Regions from separate parts of the Homo sapiens genome. Here region 1 is linked to region 2. The links are chromatin loops, found by intact Hi-C in ENCODE. Cell type or tissue: dorsolateral prefrontal cortex. All regions are shown on one strand.

Region 1 (8,000 bases), 240 kb after region 2:
TCAGTCTGGTCCTGACAGCTGGAGCCAAGGGGTTGTCTGCAGGAGGGAGGGTGGAGTGAGCGACTGCTCAGGAACCCCTCCCATCCCTGTTCCGGGCTCTCTGCCTGCGGGGGCAGAGGCAGGGAGCCCCATCCGCCTGCCCTTGCCGCTCACATGGACTCACACACTTGCTCCTTCATCCCTGCATGCCCCCATTTGCTGAGTGTGTGCATGCGTGTGTACCTTTAACGCCCTGAAATCCAAGGGTAGAGGCCAGGGAATGCGAGCCAGGGAGAGGCAGAAAGGGGGAGACGAAGACATGCAGAAGGGGAAAGGCAGAAGCACAGGGACAAAGAAAGAGACCTGGGAGACAGAGACACAGAGACAAAGAGTGAGAGAGAGGGAGACAGGCAGACACAGTGAAGACAGAAGGAGGCCGGGCATCGTGGTCCTCATCTCAGACCCTCACCCCAGCATTTTGGCTGCAGGCAGGAGGATCACTTGAGCCCAGGAGTTTGACACCAGCCTGGGTAACATAGGAAGACCCCGTCTCTGGTACCTGTAGTCCCAGTTCCTTGGGAGGCTGAGGTGGGAGGATTGCTTGAGCCCAGGAGGTGGAGGCTGCAGTGAGCTGTGATTGCACCACTGCTCTCCAGCCTGAACAACAGAGTGATGGGGGTGGCTCTGCCCGGCTACTCATGGTGGTCTCGGAGGTTGTGGGGGTACCAGAGCCAGAACCTGTGGGTCCCTCTGCTAAAATTCAGGTTCTCTGTCTTTCATGCGCTGGAAGCTGCTCACTCTCCCCAGTAAACAAGAGTCCTGGGTTTGAACAGGCCCATTTTCCTCTAAGTGGGGCCTACGTTCGAGTCAGTGTGGTCTGAGTCTTTGGTGGAGGCTCCAAGAGTGGAGGCCTGTGCAGCTGTGTTAGACGTTTAAGCTACGTAAAGGATTCTCCTCTCCTCCCCTCCCCTCCCCTCCCCCCTTCCCCCCTCCCCTCCCCCCTTGCCCGTCCCCTCCCCCTTCCCCCTTCCCCCTCCCCTCCCTTCCCCCCTTCCCTCCCTGCTTCCCCCTCCCCTCCCCCTTCCCCCCTCCTCCCCTCCCCTCCCCTCCTCTCCTCTCCTTTTCTTTTTTTGAGATGGAGTCTTGCTCTGTTGCCCAAGCTGGAGTGCAGTGGCACGATCTTGGTTCACTGCAACCTCCGCCTCCCAGATTCAAGTGATTCTCCTGCCTCAGCCTCCCTAGTAGCTGGGATTACAGGCGTCCGCCACCATGCCTGGCTAATTTTTGTATTTTTAGTAGAGACAGGGTTTCACCATGGTTGCCAGGTTGGTCTCGAACTCCTGACCTCAGGTGATCCACCCGCCTCGGCCTCCCAAAGTGCTGGGATTACAGGCATGAGCCACCATGCCCAACCTCATAAAGGATGTTCTTTTCTTTCTTTTTTTGAGACGGGTTCTCACTCTGTCACTCAGGCTGGAGTGCAGTGGCGTGATCTTGGCTCACTGCAGCCTTTGCCTCCCAGGTTCAAGCAAGCAATTCTCCCACCTCGGCCTCCCAAAGTGCTGGGATTACAGGCATGAGCCACTGTGCTCAGCCAGGATTTCCAAAGGTAACAGTAACTACAGGTGCTTATGTTTGCATTCTATGCCAAGCTTCATGTTAGCTTACGCTTCACCCGTGCAAGCAGATGTTCATGCTTTCTTACCCCAGTTCCTTCACTGAATCACGGCACGTAGCATATGATTGGGGTGACTATTTCCCCAAATCTCACAAAGAATAATATATAACTGGTAGCATTCTGGATGCATAGGAGAAAAGTTAATTCCAGCCGGGCACGGTGGTTCACGCCTGTAATCCCAGCACTTTGGGTGGCCGAGGTGGGCGGATCACCCGAGATCGGGAGTTTGAGACCAGCCTGACCAACATGGAGAAACCCCGTCTCTACTAAAAATACAAAATTAGCCAGGTGTGGGGGTGCATGCCTGTAATCCCAGCTACTCGGGAAGCTGAGGCAAGAGAATTGCTTGAACGCGGGAGGCAGAGGTTGCAGTGAGCCGAGATTGCGCCACTGCACTCCAGCCTGGACAACAAGAGTGTAACTCCATCTCAAAAAAAAAAAAAAAAAAAAAAAAAGTTAATTATTTACCTACATAGAACGTCCTAGGATAATAGGGTTTAATTCTTTTACCAAAACCCTATTTGAGAGATGAATTCAGTCACCCAACCATCCATGTGCCATTAAATGCATTCATCCACTCATCTGTGTACTTATCATTCAGCCCCAACCATCTATTCAACTACCCATTCACCCATCTACCTATCTATCCAGAGAGCGCACAGAGGCTGGGCAAACTCTGACTGTCCTATGGATAGTCCTATGGACCAGCCGAGGCCCCTGCCCCAAGGAGTTCCCAGGTGTAACCGCAAGTTAAGGTGCCCTGGGGAGGTGACACAGGCACCCTCATTTCTTTTGTTCAGTAGGAGTCTCTGAGGCCTCCCCAGTACCATGCTGCATGGGTGAGGCCGAGGACACAGAGAAGTATCAGGAAAAGCTCTTGCCCCTTTATCAGGCAGGGCTCCCTCTCCAACCATATCCATTCATGGTTCATTGCCCAATTCACCACCTACCCATATCTACCCATTAAACAACCCATCCATCCGTCAATCCAACCACATCCCTGCATCAACCAACCCATGTATTCACCCATCCACCCACCCACCCATCTGTCCATTCACCCGTCCATCCACCCATCCATCTACCCATCCACCTATCCAACCACCCACCCATCTATGCATTCACCCATCCATCCATCAAACAACTCATCCATCCACGCACCCATCGATCTACCCATCCACCCACCCACCCATCTATCAATCTATCATCCATTCACCCATGCATCCATCAACCAACTCATCCATCCATCCACCCATCCATCTACCCATCCACCCATCCAGCCATCCGTTCTTCCATCCATCCTTCCACTTCCCTACCCAACCATCAACCTTTCCTGATTTCACACTTTTTGCTGGGCAATGCTAGGAACAAGGACGCTAGGGACCTAGGTCTTACCCTCAAGGCACTCCCTGTCAGGTGGGAGAGACAGTAACAACATAGACACAGCACATGGCCATATAAGCAGCAAGAGGGGTCGCTCAGACAATATGAAGACCCAGAGAAGACCCAGAGAAATTAAGTTAAATCTTAAACATGTGAGAAGTTTTCTGGGTGGAGTGGAGACAGCCAAGGGCACTCCTGGTGTAGAGAAGAGCAGGAACAGGGACCAACTGGCTATCTGTGGACTAAGAGACACCATTAGTGCAGAGAGGCAGGAGAAATGGGGCCAAAATATGGGGGGTCCACAGGCCAGTGAGTGCTTCAGTTTAACCAAAGGTGAAGAGGGAGCCACAGCAGGTCTTTGAGCAGAGGCAGGCTAGCTGGAAAGGTGTGTTTAGGAAAGAGATAGAAGGTAGAGGGGAAAGGGGAGTGAATGTGTGGTGGCTTCATTTCTCCTGCTGTTGGTCCTTCTTACTCCTCCTTTTCTAGGCCTACAGGTCAGGAAAATCCCAGCTCCTCCTTTCCTAGGCCTACAGGTCAGGAGAATCCCAGCTCCTCTTTTCCTAGGCCTACAGGTCAGGAGAATCCCAGCTCCTCCACCTACGTGTTGTGTGGCCTTGGGCAAATGTGGCGCCTTTCTGCGCTTCAGTTTCCTCCACTGCAGAATGGGGATGGTAATAGTAGTGACCTTGGAGACCAGTTACATGGAGAGGATTAAATGGGGCCTGGTCTGGGCTCAGTGGCTCACGCCTGTAATCCCAGCACTTTGGGAGGCTGAGGAGAGCAAATCGCATGAGCTCAGGAGGTGGGGACCAACCTGGCCCACATGGCAAAACCCCGTCTCTACTAAATATACAAAAATTAGCCCGGCAAGGTGGGGCGCACATGTATTCTCAGCTACTTGGGAGGCTCAGGTGGGAGGACTGCTTGAGCCTAGGAGGTCGAGGCTGCTGTGAGCTGAGATCACGCCACTGCACTCCAGCCTGGGTGACAGTGAGAGATCCTGTCTCAAAACAACCCCAAACGACAACAAAACAAAACAAAACAAAAAATGGGGCCTGGTGTACCTGGAAGCTGGGGCTCTCCCCGTGCGGGGGGCCTAACTGTGTGACTCGACCCCCACACTTCCCATCTCCAGGGGCAGGGTCTCACAGCCTCCCCCACGTATGCACCTGTGCTTGCTGTGTCTGCGGTTCTCCGCCAGAGCCTTCCCGTCCCTGTCTCCACCCCGCCCTGGGACTCTACCTCCCCATGGCCGCTCTCTGTCTCCATCTGTCCATCGCTCCCCCGTCTGTCTCCATTCCCGTCCCTCCCTCGGTCCCTCCGTCTCCCCGCCCTGCCCCGCCCGCCCCTCACCTGGGCCTCACTCGCTGCCCGCGCCCGCCGCCCCGGGCCCGGCCTCGAGCGTGGCGAGCTGCAGGCGCACGCGGCGGGAGCCGGCGGCGGGCGGCGGGGGCGCGCGGGCGGCTCGGCGCGCTCTCCGGGAGCCGGGCGCGGGGCGCTGGCCCGCGGCGGCGGGCGCCGACCAGCGGCGGGAGAGCTTGCGCGCCAGGCGGGCGAGCGCCGAGGGCCGCAGGCCGTAGTCGCGCTCCAGCTCCTGGCGCGAGATCTCGATGTTGCCGGTGTACCAGAGGATCCAGCCCAGCAGGCTCAGGAACACCAGCAGCGCGCCCGAGTAGATGAGCAGGTCCCCGAAGTCGCGGCCGCGCACCTGCAGCTGCGCGAACACGCCGGTCAGCAGCGCCGCCATGCCCGCCACATCCAGCGCCACGGCCAGCAGCAGCGCCATCCGGCAGCGGCCCAGGCCGGCCGCGGGTGCTGGCGCGGCCGCCGGCGCGGACGGTGCACCCGGCGGGCTCCCCTGCGAGGCGCACACCGCTGGCGCCGCCGCCATGGCCCTGCACCGCCGCCGCTGGCGCCCAGAGAGAGCGTTCCGGGGTGCGGCCCGGTCCGGGGCGGGGTCAGGGGACGGCGCCAGGTGTGCCAAGCTCCCGCCTGGTCACCTGAACCGGGCTGGGCGCGAACCGGCGCGGCCGGGGTTACCCTGGTCGTGGTTTCCGTGCAGGGGCTATTGCTCAGAGGCCTGAGCTGGTGGTAGCCAGGCGCACAGCCACGGGTGCCTAGGGCCCGTGCCACCCAGGGAGGTCACATATGGCCAAAAATCAGGGCATTTTAGTGGTGGCAGCATGGGACACTCGGAGCCGGGCGTGGCGTTGTTTCTGCTCAGTGTCCGCCTCCCGAAGCCTGTGCAGATCAGACAGTGCAGATCAGACAAGGCCTTTAGACACCAAGGAGCTCTGGGACGCGAGAACCAGTAGTCGGGGTGATCTAAGAGGGGAAGCTCCGGGTTCCGCGGAAGCTGAGTTTCCTTCACTCAGCGCGTGTCTTCTGGGGTCTCCTGTGTTCAGCGAATGAAGCCACGGGCACAAGGACGGACGAGACCCATCAGGTCCAGAGCGCACCCGTGGAGGAAGCTGGGCGAACCCCGACTGTCCTATGGAGGATAGTCCTATGGACCAGACGAAGCCCCTGCCCCAAGGAGTGCCCGGGTGTAACCGCAAGTTAAGGAGCCCTGGGGAGGTGACACAGGCACCCTCATTCCTTTTGTTCAGTAGGAGTCTCTGAGGCCTCCCCAGCACCATGCCGCGTGGGTGAGGCCGAGGACACAGAGAAATATCAGGCAAGGCTCCTGCCCCCTTAGGGTGGCCCTGACAACGGATCATAACCTCCCAGGGAGCTGATGGGGTGTGACAGGCACACCATAGGCTGGAGGCACAGGTGGAGGGCAGGGAAGAGGACCGGCAAATCTATAGAATCCTAAAGGGAGCCAAGAGAAGCCACATGCAAATCTCCCTCCCTCCAAACAATTCTCCCTTAGAGGGCATCCGCGCTCCCCTGGGGTGGCAGTCAGCGAGAAGTTTCCGTGTAGGTTCTCCCCAGGCTTAAACAGTTTAAGAGTTTTATTTCAAGAAAACCCTGGGGAGGGCGAACTGCAAGAGGGCTGCCAGGATTAGCCGAGGGATTCCGAATGAAGACGGAGTATTTCCGAACATACACACCTCTCCCAAGAGCGTTTCCGGAGGGTTCCGAAAATACCCGAGCGGGCCTCGGCGCCCTCATTGGCCATCACCGCGAGGGCTTACGAAGACCGGAAATATCCAAAGGTGCCGGGGCTAGGCTTATATAGTTCACGCATTCACCAGTTCATTCATAAAACAAATGTTTGTTGAGCGCCCATCATATGCCAATCACAGTGACAAGTGCTGGGTGAGCAATACTGGAGAGATAACGCTGAGGTATGGGTCCCAGGACCTCTCGAATTGGAGCCACTCGGAAATCCAGCGGTAGAGTTTCGAAAACTTCCGAACGGTTCCCGGAATACGCTCTCGGCCCTCTAACCGAAGAGTTCCGAATATTCCCGAGCGTTGAGCGAATTTTCGGCGGAAGCAGCCGAACATCATCGAGCCGCCTCGGAGGTGGGGACCGACAACTCCTGTCGTGCCCGCCCGGAGAGGAAGCGGAAATGCGTGTACGGTATTAAAGGCGTCGCCTCGCCCCTCGCCTTCCTCTTTCCGTCTCAGGTCGCCGCTGCGAAGGGAGGTGAGCGTTCGTCTTCCTCGCGTGGTCGCCATCTCCGGCCCGCCGCGCACTCCCTCTCAGTCCTCTGCCTGCCTTCTCCCCTTGCGCCTCAAGGGTCATTGGCGGACCCCAACCCCTCCCCGTGAAGTCGTTGTGAATTTTCAAGTTATTTTCCCCTCACTCTCATTCGCCGCAGCTAGTCTCGGCTGCCTGAATTCGGTCCCGCCGCCTTAGGTCACTCAGTCCCGCCTGACAAGAGTTCTAGGTCGCTGTCTGCCCTCAGGGGTCTCCCATTCACCCAAGTTCCCAGTCGCTCTCTTCCTCTGCTGTCCGAGCGTGGCCCGTGGCCTAACGCTGCTTTAGTTCTCTGTGTCTGACGCTTTCCCTGTGCCCGTTTCCCCGCAGCCGCCGCCATGTCTGCGCATCTGCAATGGATGGTCGTGCGGAACTGCTCCAGTTTCCTGATCAAGAGGAATAAGCAGACCTACAGCACTGTAAGTGGGGCCCGGATGCGTGGCTCCTGCGGGAGGAGGGTCCTGAGTCTCTTGACTCTGGGTCAGAGGGCGGGACCTTCGCATGTCTCCGGGTCCCTTATTCACGATGCCTTGTGCCGCCTCCTTCCCAGGAGCCCAATAACTTGAAGGCCCGCAATTCCTTCCGCTACAACGGACTGATTCACCGCAAGACTGTGGGCGTGGAGCCGGCAGCCGACGGCAAAGGTGTCGTGGTGGTCATTAAGCGGAGATCCGGTGAGTTTTGTCTGGTTTGGGCCAGAGAGCGGCCCCTTTCCCGGGTCTGGGAGCTGTGATTTTTTACTGTCAGGCAGGAAGAGCGGTAACTGCCATCGCGGCGGGCATCCCTGGCGCCAGGGTGTTGGTCTGGGTACCGGCTTCCCTCTCGGCCGACTTGTCAGCTCTGTGAGCCGCGCGCGTCTGAGCCCGTGTCCTCACCTGTAAAGTGGAGAAATGAAAAAGGACCTGAACTTCCTCGGTGGTTGTTGAGAGTTAAGGCACGGGGTTGATGTTTTCAGATGAAATTCTCAAAGCAAGTCAGGGTGGGGATGGATGGTTTCATCCCACAGGTGGGAAGATTGAGGCACAACAGGGGAGGGGCCCTCGCTACCACACTTAGGAGGGGACAGGCTGGGTTGGTTGCAGCCATTTGATTCCCATTTTGCCTGTGTAGGTTAGAGAAGAGGTCTTGGGGACCCCACTCCATACATTGTGCTGTCAGGTGCAGGCCTTTTTGGGGATTCCCTGAATGTTCGTGTGAGTCGGGGGTCTCTAATGGAGGAGTCCAGCTTCACATGTGTTCTTGACAGGGCTGTATTTTCTTTTTAGAGTGAGTTTTTCTCAGGTCCTTGATTGGAACTGCCTCAGAGCCAAGG
Region 2 (8,000 bases):
AGTCAATGTCCAGAGGCTTCTTACGCTCGGAGAGGATGCGCACCTTCATCTCCCGCCCCGTCTGCCGCTTACCACGCTTCTGTTCTGCCTGAGGGTGGGGGAGGCGGAACAGTAAACTGGGGGCCACATCCCACAGAGCACTGCCGTGTCGGGACCCACACGTCGGATCCCACAGACCATTTCCATGTTGGGACCACAGGTCTGCACCCCAGGCCCATCTCCTTCAGACCTAGGAGTCCAGCCCCACTCCCTCCTCCCTCAGATTCAGGAGGAGTCCAGACCCCCAGTCCCTTCTCTTAGACTGAGTCCAAGCCCCAGACCCTCTCGCATTAGGAACCAGAAGTCTGGCCCCCAGCCCCTCCTCCCTCAGCCCAGGAGTCCAGACCCCAGCCCCTCCTCCCTCAGACCCAGGATTGCAGGCCCCGAGCCCCTCCTCCCTCAGACCCAGGAGTGCAGGCCCCCAGCCCCTCCTCCCTCAGACCCAGGAGTCCAGGCCCCCAGCCCCTCCTCTCAGACTGAGTCCAAGCCCCAGACCCTCTCGCATTAGGAACCAGAAGTCTGGCCCCCAGCCCCTCCTCCCTCAGACCCAGGCGTCCAGGCCCTCAGCCCCTCCTCCCTCAGCCCAGGAGTCCAGGACCCCAGCCCCTCCTCCCTCAGACCCAGGCGTCCAGACCCCAGCTCCTCCTCCCTCAGACCCAGGAGTTCAGGGCCCAGCCCCTCCTCCCTCAGACCCAGGAATCCAGGCCTCAGCCCCTCCTCCGTTAGGAACCAGAGGTCTGGCCCCCAGCCCCTGCCCCCTCAGAACTCAGACCTCAGGCTCCTGCAGGCTGACTCACCTTGACCAGGTAGCCGCCAAAATGGGCCCCCATGTTGGACAGCACCTTCTTTTTCTTGGCATCATCCTCTGCCCGCTTCTTGGCCTCTTCCTCTTCCTTCCTCATCTTCTCCTCCTGTGGGAAGTAAGGGGTTAACCTCATGGACTCCCCTGTAGGACTGAGGGAGGAGGGCCCTGGGATGTGGAACTGGGGCACAGGGATCAGCAGACCCAGTGCCGCAGAGGCTGCTGGGACATCAGAACCAGCAGAAACGCAGGGGTACCCACTCCCGGCCCTGCCACGTCTCCCCGTGTGACCACCTACAAGTCCCTTCCCCTCTGTTTTTTTTTTTTTTTGAGACGGACTCTCGCTCTGTTGCTCAGGCTGGAGTGCAGTGGTGCGATCTTGGCTCACTGCAACCTCCGCCTCCCGGGTTTAAGCAATTCTCCAGCCTCAGCCTCCTGAGTAGCTGGGATTACAGGCACCCGCCACCGCGCCCAACTAATTTTTGTATTTTTAGTGGAGACGCGGTTTCACCATGTTGGCCAGGCTGGTCTCAAACTACTGACCTCAAGTGATCCGCCTGCCTCGGCCTCCCGGAGTGCTGGGATTACAGGCGTGAGCCACCGCACCTGGCCCCCTTCTCTGGGTCTTAATATCCTCCCAGAAAAAATCGAAATGAAGGAGAAGAAGAAATGCCTGCTTTTTCTGCATGTCTCCACCCTGAAATAGCCGATAGTGAACTCTGCTGTACGACCTCACTCCAGATGCTCAGCCTGTCTGGGCCACAGTCGCCCTTAGTCTCAGGATATGAGAATGTCTGTTTTGAGGGGGTCAAGGGAAGTAACTGGTGATAAGACCAGGGACTGGGGAGATTAAAGAGGCTGATGGCCTTGAGCCTGAGGAAGGGGTTCTGGAATATTGAGCGAAGGCATTACGACATTCGAGAAACTCTTCATTGAATGTTCCAGAAACAGTGGTTTGTCCAGGCTGAGCCCCGTCTCCTTATGGTGGACATGAGGCTTTTTGTACACCCAGCACTCCGTACCTGAATTAGTTTCCTTTCTGTTTTTGAGATGGAGTCTCGCTCTGTCACTCAGGCTGGAGTGCAGTGGTGCAATCTCTGCTCTGTTCACTGCAACCCCCACCTCCTGGGTTCAAGTGATTCTCCTGCCTCGGCCTCCCAAGTAACTGGGATTACAGACATGTGCCACCATTACCAGCTAATTTTTGTATTTTTAGTACAAACAGGGTTTCACCATGTTGGCCAGGCTGGTCTCAAACTCCTGGCCTCAGGTGATCCACTTGTCTCGGTCTCCCAAAGTGCTGGGATTACAGGCGTCAGCCATCGCGCCTAAACTTAGTTTCCTATCACTGCTGTAATTTGCAAATTTAGTGGCAGAAAAACAATGCAGATTTGTTATCTTACAGCTCTGCAGATCAGACATCTGAAATTGGTCCCCCTGGGCTGGAATCAAGTTGTGAACAGAACCAATTTATTCTGGAGGTTCTAGGGGAGAATTCATTCCCTTCCCTTTTCCAGCTGCTGCCTGCATGTCTGGGCCCATGGACCTTCTTTCATCTTCAGAGGCAGCCATGCAGCATCTTCAAATCTCTCAGTCTGACCCTCTGGCCTTCCTCTTATAAGGACCCTTGTGATGATCTTGCCCTTCCCCACAGGTAATCCAGGACAACCTTCCCATCTCAAGATCTTTAATTTAATCACATCTGCAAAATCCCCTTCACAGCTGGGTGACGGGCAGGTGGCTGTAATCCCAGCTACTCGGGAGGCTGAGGCAGGAGGATCACTTGAGCCCAGGAGTTTGGGAACAACGTGGGCAACATAGAAAGACCCTATCTCAAATAAAAAAAAATAATAATAATAGTAATAATGATGACAATGGCCAGGCATGGTGGCTCATGCCTGTAATCCTAGCACTTTGGGAGGCCAAGGGGGTGAATCACCTGAGGTCAGGAGTTCAAGACCAGCCTGAACCAACATGGAGAAACCCCATTTCTACTAAAAATACAAAAATTAGCCGAGCCTGGTGGCAGGTGCCTGTAATCCCAGCTACTCAGGAGGCTGAGGCAGGGGAATTGCTTGAACCAGGAGGCGGAGGTTGCAGTGAGCTGAGATCGCGTCACTGCACTCCAGCCTGGGTGACAGAGCGAGACTGTCTCAGAAAAAAAAAAAATTAAAATTAAAAAAAAAGGGAAAAGAAGAAAATGGAGAATCCAGGCCGGGCACGATGGCTCATGCCTGTCATCCCAGCACTTTGGGAGGTGAAAGCAGGTGGATTGCTTGAGCTTAGGAGTTGAAGACCAGCCTGGACAACATGGCAAAATGCTGTCTCTACAAAAAATAAAAAAATAAAAAAAACTAGTGGGGCAGAGTGGCGCAGCCTATATAGTTCCAGCGACTCTGGAGGCTGAGGTGGGAAAATCATTTGAGCCCAGGAGGTCCTAGTTATAGTGAGCTAGGATCACACCACTGCACTTCAGCCTGGGTGACAGAGCAAGACCCTATTTCCAAATAAACGAATAAAAAATAATAATAGGCCGGATGCGGTGGCTCACACCTGTAATCCCAGCACTTTGGAAGGCTGAGGTGGGCGGATCATGTGGTCAGAAGATCAAGACCATCCTGGCCAACATGGTGACACCCCATCTCTACTAAAAATACAAAATTTAGCCGGGCGTGGTGGTGCGCACCTGTAGTCCCAGCTACTGGGGAGGCTGAGGCAGAAGATTCGCTTGAACCTGGAAGGCAGAGGTTACAGTGAGCTGAGATCGTGCCACTGCACTCCAGCCTGGGCGACAGAGCTAGACTCCGTTTCAAAGAATAATAATAATAGTAATAATAATAATAATAATAATAATAACAAAATGGGCATCCGGCTGAAGAAGTAACATTTGGGCTCTCAGGGCAGGGGAGGCACCCACCGCCAGCTTAGCCTGACGTTCGCGTTCCTTCTCAGTTCTGAAGCGCTGTTGCTCGGCTCTCTCTGACCGGCGCCGCTCCTGGGAAACGGAGAAGCATAAGGGGGTGCAGGGACGTACCCCCAGTCTTCCTTCCCCAGAGTAGGCTAATAAACAGATTGGAGTGTGGCCACCGACTTGGGTGAATTCGCGAAAGCCTAAGGCTCAGCTCTGTACTAGGAGGAAAACTATTATCTGCATCTCCCAAGATGCAAGGGATCCACATGGAGGGAGGAAGACCGGGGGGAACCCGGACTCTCGGCTCACAATGCGCTCCTTCAAGGCAACCAGCTCCTCTTCCTCCTTCTTCCGCTGCTCGAAATGTACATCGATGAGTGTCTGCAGCTCCAGCAGGTCTTTCTCCATGCGCTTGCGGTGGATGTCCTGCAGGACACACGGGCAGCCCGTCCTAGGAGACCCTGGAGGGGGCAGCAGCCTCCCAGCACCTCCCCCATGCAGGATGGTGAACTGAACCGTTTCCCAGGACGGTATCCAGCAGGTGGCAGCAATGCCTCGTGTTTGACACTAATCAGCTCTTCCAAGGACAGGCTTCCCAAAGACGGGAGTGGGGAGTGGGGACCGGCGCCTTTTTTTTTTTTTTTCCTCCCAGGCTGGAGTGAAATGGCGCGATCTCGGCTCACCGCCACCTCCGCCTCCCAGGTTCAAGCGATTTTCCTGCCTCAGCCTCCCGAGTAGCTGGGATTACAGACACCTGCCACCACGCCCGGCTAATTTTTGTATTTTTAGTAGAGACGGGGTTTCACCATATTAACCAGGCTGGTCTCGAACTCCTGACCTCAGGTGGGTCACCTCAGCCTCCCAAAGTGCTGGGATTACAGGCATGAGGCCCCGCGCCCGGCCGGCGCCTTTTCATGATTGACACAAAGGCCCCTTAAAGACTAGCAACTGCGCCTGCGGAGGGGTCTCTTGTCACTTACATCGAAGTCAACGCGCTCCCCTTCTGGGATCTTTGGCGGGATCAAAGGAGGCACCACGGGGCGGCTGAGTGGACAGAAACACAGAGACCATGAGTGGCCCGACCTCCCTGAGCCACCTCCCACCTCCGGGATGTGCCGTCCAGTGAGGTAGCCGCCAGCCCCGGGAGGCTCCTGAACGTGGAGGGTCCCAGCTGAGGCGGGCTGTCAGTGAAACACACAAAAGAAGGTAAAATACCTCACTACTCATGTTTTTTTGGTTGTTGTTGGTTTTGTTTTGTTTTTTTGACGGAGTCTTGCTCTGTCACCCAGGCTGGAGTGCGGTGGCGCCACCTCGGCTCACTGCAAGCTCCGCCTCCTGGGTTCACGCCATTCTCCTGCCTCAGCCTCCCGAGTAGCTGGGACTACAGGCGCCCACCACCAAGCCTGGCTAATTTTTCTGTATTTTTAGTAGAGACGGGGCTTCACTGTGTTAGCCAGGATGGTCTCGATCTCCTGACCTCGTGATCCGCCCGCCTCGGCCTCCCAAAGTGCTGGGATCACAGGTGTGAGCCACCGCGCCCGGCACTAATCATGTTTTATACTGATTACATGTTGAAATGATAAAACATTATATAACAGATTAAAAAAACTGTGCTATGAAAATTAATTTTTCCTATATTGTTGTACTTTAAAAAATATGCCTAGTAAGAATTTTTTTTTTTTTTTTGAGACAGAGCCTCACTCTGTCACCCAGGCTGGAATGCAGTGGCGCCATCTCTGCTCACCACAACAACCTCCACCTCCCAGATTCAAGCGATTCTCCTGCCTCAGCTTCCCGAGTAGTTGGGATTACAGGCGCCTGCCACCACGCCTGGGTAATTTTTGTATTTTTAGTAGAGACGGGGTTTCACCATGCCGGCCAAGCTGGTCTTGAACTCCCGACCTCAGGCGATCTGCCTGCCTCAGCCTCCCAAAGTGCTGGGATTACAGGCAGGAGCCCCTGCGCCCAGCCATTTTTAAATTTTTTGTAGAGATGGCGTTTCACAGCCTGGGCGCGGTGGCTCACGCCTGTAATCCTAGCACTTTGGGAGGCCAAGGTGGGCGAATCACTTGAGGTCAGGAGTTCAAAACCAGCTTGGGCATCATGGTGAAACCCCATCTCTACTAGAAATTAAAAAAAAAAATTAGCTGGGCATGGTGGTACGTGCCTGTAATCCCTGCTACTCAGGAGGCTGAGGCAGGAGAATCGCTTGAACCCCGGAGGCAGAGATTGCAGTGAGCCGAGATCGTGCCATCGCACTCCAGCCTGGGTGACAGAGGGAGACTCTATCTCAAAAAAAAAAAAAAAGAGATGGCGTTTCACTATGTTGTCCAGGGTGGTCTTGAACTTCTGAGCTCAAGTGATCCTCCCGCCTCAGCCTCCCAGAGTGCTGGGACTATAGGCGTGAGCCACTGCGCCCAGCCTTTAGTAAGAAATTGTAAGTGACGTGTGTGGCTTGCCATCTATTTCTATTGGGTGGTGCCGCTCTGAGGCTCAGCCCTCAGCCTGCTCTGATTTCCTGCCACTTCCTTGGAATTCTCTTTTCTGGGTTTCTGAGACAGTGAAGAGCGATTCCAAGATGAAGCAGACAGGACTTAGGGGATGCTGGGCAAGGGGAGGGAAGAGGTGAGGACAATCCCCAAGGGTCTCTGGGCCAGGGGGCCAAGTGTACAGCAGGGCCGTCATCTCCATCTTGGAAAAGTCGATAAGCTCCATCAGGGCGTCATGTGTGGGAATAAAATATGGCTTACCATATTGTACAGGAATGAATACCGGCTTGCCTCCCACCCCTCTGGCTGTTCCATCCCTATCTCCTGCCCCGACAGCCCCGTGAGCTGCCAGTGAGCTTTCCTTTTCCCTTTTCTCATCATCAATGCCATTCACTCCAATGACTTCAGGTATCATCAACTGCTGAGGACTCGCCAACTGTCTCTGGTCCAGACTCTCTCCTAAGCCCCAGACTCAAGCTAACAGGTATCTCCTGAACTTTTCCCACCTTCCCACACATGACGTCCTGATGGAGCTCACCAACTTCTCTGAGAAGGAGATGGCAGCCCCACTGTCCACTTTGTTCCCCAGCCCAGAGACCCTTCGGGGTTGTCCCCATTGCTTCCCTCCCCTTGCCCAACAATCCCCAAGTCCTGTCCCTTTGCCTTGGAATCCCTCTCAGTCCATTCCCCCACCCCACCCCACCCCCTTTTTTTTTTTTTGAGATGGAGTTTCACTCTTGTTGCCCAGGCTGCCGTGCAATGACACGATCTTGACTCACTGCAACCTCTGCCTCCCGGTTCAAGCGATTCTCCTGCCTCAGCCTCCCAAATAGCTAGGATTACAGGTGCCCACCACAATACCTGGCTAATTCTTTTGTATTTTTAGTAGAGACAGAGTTTCACCATGTTGACCGGGCTGGTCTCAAACTCCTGACCTTAGGTAATCCGCCCCCCTCAGCCTCCCAAAGTGCTGGAATTACAGGCATGAACCACTGCGCCCGGCCCCATTCCCTTATTTTTATTTATGTTTTAGAGACAGGGTCTTGCTCTGTTGCCCAGGCTGGAGTACAGTGGTGTAATCATAGCTCACTGCAGCCTCCAAATCCTGGGTTCGAACAATCCTCCTTCCTCAGCCTCCTGAGTAGCTGGAATCACAGGTGTGTGCCACTGTGCCCGGCTAATTTTTTAAAATTTTTTGTAGAGATGTGGGGGATCTCATTTTGTTACTTAGGCTGATCTTGAACTCCTATCCTCAAGTGATCCTCCCACCTGCCGCTGCGCAGGCAGAGGGCACAGTGTGTGCAAAGGCTCAGGGGTATGAAAGCACAGGCATGGCTAGAGAACCATGAAACGCTGTGTGTCTGTCAGTGGGGAAGGCAGATGCCGGAAAGGTCCGCTGGAGCCAGATGGGGAAGGCTTTGAATGCAGGCTAGTTGCTTTGACTGCGTCTTAAGAGTAGTGGGGAGTTGAGGAAAGATTCTGAGCAGAGGAGGGGCAGGGTTAGCTCTGGTGTTAGAAAAGTCTCTCTCGAGTCATGGAGGAGGATGAGCCACAAGTTGTAGGCAGGGAGGCCAGAGAGGAGGCTGGGGTGATGGTAAAGGCGCGAGGGGAAGAGGGACCACTGGGTGGAAAGAAGGAAACAGACTGGCTGGGCATGGTGGCTTGCGCCTGTAATCCCAGCACTTTGGGAGGCCAAGGTGGGAGAACTGCTTGAGGATAGGAGTTCAAGACCAGCCTAAGCAACATAGCAAGACCTCAT

Evidence for each region. Peaks named below come from ENCODE experiments on the same cell type or tissue, not always from the same donor. Only the 100,000 strongest peaks of a DNase experiment are listed, where the experiment ranks them.
Region 1: it touches region 2 in a loop (4-fold over the local background); 6 of 110 quality-filtered maps call a loop at or near these places.

Annotation. Positions count from the first base shown.
Region 1 is chr19:55,379,332-55,387,331 of GRCh38, forward strand. It overlaps TMEM238 (transmembrane protein 238), which reads right to left and starts at 4,961. Exons shown (of 2, transcript NM_001190764.2): 1 at 4,391-4,961; 2 at 1-36. The coding sequence starts at 4,928. The coding sequence ends at 4,398. RPL28 (ribosomal protein L28) reads left to right here and starts at 6,601. Exons shown (of 5, transcript NM_000991.5): 1 at 6,601-6,634; 2 at 7,019-7,107; 3 at 7,239-7,362. The coding sequence starts at 7,027. RefSeq lists enhancers at 1-464, 4,561-5,523, 5,477-5,546, 5,577-5,646 and silencers at 4,467-4,556, 4,847-5,186. In dorsolateral prefrontal cortex, CTCF peaks have their summits at 4,638, 6,512 and 6,711; DNase peaks (open chromatin) are centred at 4,670, 6,130, 6,550, 7,060 and 2 weaker places; H3K4me3 peaks cover 4,056 bases; H3K27ac peaks cover 4,149 bases.
Region 2 is chr19:55,137,125-55,145,124 of GRCh38, forward strand. TNNT1 (troponin T1, slow skeletal type) reads right to left here. Exons shown (of 14, transcript NM_003283.6): 7 at 4,733-4,796; 8 at 4,062-4,178; 9 at 3,759-3,836; 10 at 837-950; 11 at 1-88. Among named protein-coding and RNA genes, the nearest start is that of TNNT1, 8.1 kb to the right of the region's middle. RefSeq lists enhancers at 4,148-4,207, 4,337-4,841 and a silencer at 4,425-4,650. In dorsolateral prefrontal cortex, CTCF peaks have their summits at 4,280 (motif pointing right) and 4,479; a DNase peak (open chromatin) is centred at 4,277; H3K4me3 peaks cover 955 bases; H3K27me3 peaks cover 4,283 bases.